Regions from separate parts of the Homo sapiens genome. Here region 2 is linked to region 1. The links are chromatin loops, found by intact Hi-C in ENCODE. Cell type or tissue: heart left ventricle. All regions are shown on one strand.

Region 1 (2,500 bases):
CAAGGCATTTTTGACTCATTAAATACACTTAGCTCCATAAGAAGTGTCAGAGAGAAGAGTGGCAGCATTTAAGCAAGAGCAAATCTCCCAATTCAGAGTATGAAAATCACAGCACATTAATCATTAATGTATGATACAGGAAGCAAGAAAAAATAACCTTGTCCAACTATGTTAGCTACGACTCTTAACACTTAAAACCGTTAATCTGAGAAGGCAGGGCTGAGGTCTAAAGTTGTCTGCTTAAAATCATACCTGATGGTGAGGGCAAGACTGAGGACTTCAATGGCACGGAACTAGGTGGTGCTGAGAGAGGTGTGGGGTGGCTGAGTGGTCCAGAAGCAGCTGGCTTGGAGGCAGAAGAGAATGGCGACATCGGGGGTGCGCTCTGGGAGCTACTAACAGGAGTAGAGGTAGCTGCAGCAGTAAACCTGAAAAATGGCAGCCTGAAGGCCTCAGAAGAGCCTGCTAGAAGATTCTTTTACACTAGCATGAGCAATGTCATCAAAAGATAACTTATTATCTTTTATGTTAACTTACAAAGATAACATACTTTTTGCCTTCAGGAAACAAAAATGTTTAGCTATTTCTTATAAAAGGTGAAAGCTGCAAGGAAACATTTATCTTTTCGTCTGCTTATTTAGGAATTAATTATTCAGGGGAAATATCAAAACTAAGTTTATCACAATATGAAATACCAAGTTTATCATGATATGAAATACTATTGTTTCCAGCTGAGTTTTAAACAGGAGGTGGGACACAATTATGCTTAGGAGAGTTAGTACTTTCTCTTACCAAGGAAATTACTGAGAACTCGTTTTGAGAGTGAGCACCTTCTCTGGGGAGTGAAAAAGGAAGAGGAATGCAGGGAACTGTCTTTGGGATACTTATGGCCTAAAGGAAATGTAAAGTCGGTTCCACCTAAAGAGCAAAAGTCTGTAGACAATCTAAACTCCAGCATTAGATGACTGGTCAGATAAACTGTGGTGCAGTCAACAAAATGGAACACTATGCAACCCTTAGCATGAAGTGGATGTGTGCCAATTCAGTATTAACAGTAACTGTGGTGGCAGCAGCACCACCATAGCAACAACAGATAGTACAGGCAAGTAGGGAAAAAGCTGGTAGTACTTATACTCGATGGTTATCTTGGGAACTCATGGTTATCTTGGGAGGGGTTACAAGATATAAGGGATTGCTTCCCTCCAAAAGCTTACATTCTAGTGGGAAGAAAAGAACAAGATAAAGAAGTAAATAAATAAGAAATGAGTGAGCTGCCCGACCCAGATCTGGAGGAAACTGGATACCAACCTAAGAATTAGCAGTGAGCAGCCACGGGGCTTCATAGGGACTGTCAAGCAGAAGAATCACCTAACAATTTACAGTGTCACAAGATGACTTTGTGGCTGTGTAGACAGCAGTTCAGAGAGAGTTAAGGGTAGACACAGGGAGGAAAAAAGACTACAAGGGATTCATTTCCCTTCCAGGATGCATACTCTGGATTGCTTCTTTTTTTAAAATAAGGAATATTTCCTACATTTGTAACGTAAAAAAGCAAAACAAATACCTGAATATAAATCCCATAGTCAAAAAAATAAAATGCTAGCTAAGAGACCCTTCTGGACTCTATTCACTGATGAAATGCCAGTATTTTATGTTGGTTGAATTTTTGCCATTTGCAAGTATCACTCTGGGTAAAAAAATTCTACTCAGTTAACTCCTCTCAGAGTGACTCTACTTTTAGTAAATAACATCCAATATTTCTACCCAACTCACAGAAGAATCAAACTTTAGAAGTGACTTACTTTTCACTAAGGTTGACTTTGACAGCAGAGGTTGAGGGTGGGAAGGAGGGCTTCATTGCTATATTTGGAGCAGACACACTTGGCACTGGTGTGCTTTCCAGGGTAGGCTTAAAACCAGATGATCCAAAGGAGAATGAAGCAGCTGATGGAGCCACAGGAGACGCTGCAGGGGTGGGGGCTAGGGAGGCTTTAGAAGGGGGAACAAAAGAGAAGGTTGATGGGCCAGGGCCTGGGGCTGCTTTGGAGCTGTCGGAGCCACTGGAATATGAAGGGGGCTCCCCAGTGACCGTAGCAGATGACTTCAAAGATGAAGAACCAAAGGAGAACACAGTGGGGGCTCCACCAGCAGGAAGCAAAGAAAAAGTGGCAATGGGAGCAGCAGGTGATGAAGGTGGCAGAGAGGCAGGGGCTGCAGCTGCAGAAGCATCCAGTTTCTGTGGGGCTTGAGAGGAGGTTGGGGTAGTGGGAGTACTTCCTGCAGTGACAAAAAAAGGAAGGAAAATGTTAACACTGTAACAGTGGAGGTTCACATAATAGAAAGCAAGTGAAAAAGAATTTGTGGTAGAATAAAGCCAGAAATGTTACTAGTTTAAGAAGCAAAAAGAACACATGGGTACACAGTTCATGTTGGAGTTTTCAGGTCTCATGAGATAAATGAAACTGAAGGAAAACTAAGGAAAGACATTAGAATAATTGGA
Region 2 (2,500 bases), 1.1 Mb before region 1:
AGAGGCAAGAATTAGATGAAAACATTTCCAAAGTTTCTAAGGAAAGGCAGGAACTTGCTTCTAAAATTAAAGAGGTAAGTAGTTCACCTGTAGCATTTTCTTGATTTTTTTTTTTTTCTTTTTAAAATTTAAGTATGACTGTTCAGACAAGCTATGGGCTTTTATTTATTTATTTTGGAGACAGAGTCTCACTCTGTCTCTCAGGCTGGGGTGCAGTGGCATGATCTCAGCTCACTGCAACCTCAGTCTCCCATGTGGCTGGGATTACAGGCGTGCACCACCATGCCTGGCTAATTTTTTTTTTTTTTTTTTTTTGAGGTGAAGTCTTGCTCTGTCACCAGACTGGAGTATAGTGGCGTGATCTTGGCTCACTGCAACCTCTGCCTCCCGGGTTCAAGCGATTCTCCTGCCTCAGCCTCCCGAGTAGCTAGGATTACAGGCGTGTGCCACCACGCCCAGCTAATTTTTGCATTGTTAGTAGAGACGGGGTTTCACCGTGTTGGCCAGGATGGTCTGGATCTCTTGACGTCATGATCCTCCTGCCTCAGCCTCCCTCAAAGTGCTGGGATTACAGGCGTGAGGCACCACACCTGGCCTCTTTTGTGTTTTTTTTTTTTTGAGACAGAGTCTCACTCTGTTGCCAGGCTGGAGTGCAGTGGCACAATCTCAGCTCACTGCAACCTCTGCCTCCCAGGTTCAAGTGATTCTCCTGCCTCAGCCTCCCGAGTAGCTGGGACTACAGGTGTGCGCCACCACGCCCGACTAAATTTTGTATTTTTAGTAGAGATGGGGTTTCACCATGTTGGCCAGGATGGTCTCCATCTCATGACGTTGTGATCCGCCCACCTCGGCCTCCCTAAGTGCTGGGATTACAGGCGTGAGCCACCATGCCTGGCCCTTTTTTTGTATTTTTAATAGAGATGGGGTTTCACCATGTTGGCCATGCTGGTCTGGAACGTCCAACCTCAAGTCATCCCCCGTCTCGGCCTCCCAAAGTGTTGGCATTACAGGCGTGAGCCACCATGCCTGGCCAGCTATGGGCTTTTCTCAGTTACATTTTAAATTGTTATGAAAAATTACAAACATCTGTGGAAGTGGAGAAAATGGTGTAACAACATTTGCATTTTTTTCTTTAACCTAAGAATGAATTCTTACCACCATCTAAGATTTCTAAGAGGTGGTTATAAGTTATCTTTTTTGTTTTAAGTCTGGTAAATATTTAAATTCTTTCTTATAAGGTGCTCTATTTCTGCTTCCCATAAACTGCAAAAAACAATTATGATAATTATCATCAGATAAACAGTTAATGAAAATAGCTTTGGCCAGGCGCGGTGGCTCACGCCTGTACTCCCAGCACTTTGGGAGGCCGAGGCGGGCGGATCACGAGGTCAGGAGATTGAGACCATCCTGGCTAACACAGTGAAACCCCGTCTCTAATAAAATACAAAAAATTAGCTGGGCGTGGTGGTGGGCACCTGTAATCCCACCTACTCGGGAGCCTGAGGCAGGAGAATGGCGTGAACCTGGGAGGCAGAGCTTGCAGTGAGTGGAGATCGCGCCACTGCACTCCAGCCTGGGTGACAGAGCGAGACTCCGTCTCAAAAAAAAAAAACAACAAAAAAAATAGCTTTGTGGGTGTTTTCACTATTAAAAAAAAAAAGTCACCTGTATGAGCTTTAGGATGAGGGTGGCAACTGTGAGCCCTCCAGAGCTCCAACCTGGATAGAAGTAGAGTGATGGTGGGCAGAATTCGGCAAAAGAAAGTACAGCACTTTGATATTTGGTTTTTGTTTTTTGCAATTCTTGGGTTAGAGCATAAACTCCCTGTACTTGTGTTGGATCATAAGACTCCTGTAACATTTTGTAGCTTTTCTCCAGTATTTTTTGGATGTGAAAATATCCTGTAAGATTTAGACTCATTGAAGCTTGGCCGAGCCAGGTGTATACCCTGATTGTCAGAATGCAGCCCTAATCAAACCACACTGGGGTCAGGGAAAGAGGGTAATAGTAACTGATGACGTTAGTAGTATTTTTGCTGAAGTTTCCTCCTGAATGGATTATGATCTTTCTCTATGTGACTAAAATATAGTTGAATTTAATGCATATTTTCATTAGCAGTTTATTTAAACTAAAAGTTATGTGAAAGCTTTTGATTAAACAGATTTTAATCAGATTTTAAACAGAACCCCAGATTAATCTTTCCTGAGTCAAGGATGAAGTCCATCTTCACAGATGTTTTTTGCTGCTCATCACATGTGTTCTGTGGGCCATGAAACTATGCTCAGCAGTTGTACTCACTAGGTGGCTGAGGACAGTGTCTGACAGTGCTTTACTGTGTGAGCCGTGGAGGACCACAGTGCCACCCTCTTCCTAAAGCTCACACGAATGCCTTGAATTCCATGGTTGAATATATCGTATGTGCTGAGATGAATCACCACTACTTCTTAGTAGCAAAAAGCAGCAAACTGAATCTCTGCTGGAAATGCTGATTGACTGAGCA

What was found. Hi-C counts contacts between places; a loop is a spot of excess contacts. Peaks named below come from ENCODE experiments on the same cell type or tissue, not always from the same donor. Only the 100,000 strongest peaks of a DNase experiment are listed, where the experiment ranks them.
Region 2: a loop joins it to region 1, with 5 times the contacts of the local background. A loop is called at or near these places in 7 of 110 quality-filtered maps.

Annotation. Positions count from the first base shown.
Region 1 is chr9:131,144,057-131,146,556 of GRCh38, reverse strand. It overlaps NUP214 (nucleoporin 214), which reads right to left. Exons shown (of 36, transcript NM_005085.4): 12 at 1,803-2,277; 13 at 253-428. Among named protein-coding and RNA genes, the nearest start is that of NUP214, 20 kb to the right of the region's middle. RefSeq lists an enhancer at 1,829-2,330. In heart left ventricle, no CTCF peak of the experiment used is centred here; no DNase peak of the experiment used is centred here.
Region 2 is chr9:132,283,997-132,286,496 of GRCh38, reverse strand. SETX (senataxin) reads left to right here. Exons shown (of 26, transcript NM_015046.7): 18 at 3-74. Among named protein-coding and RNA genes, the nearest start is that of SETX, 70 kb to the left of the region's middle. In heart left ventricle, no CTCF peak of the experiment used is centred here; no DNase peak of the experiment used is centred here.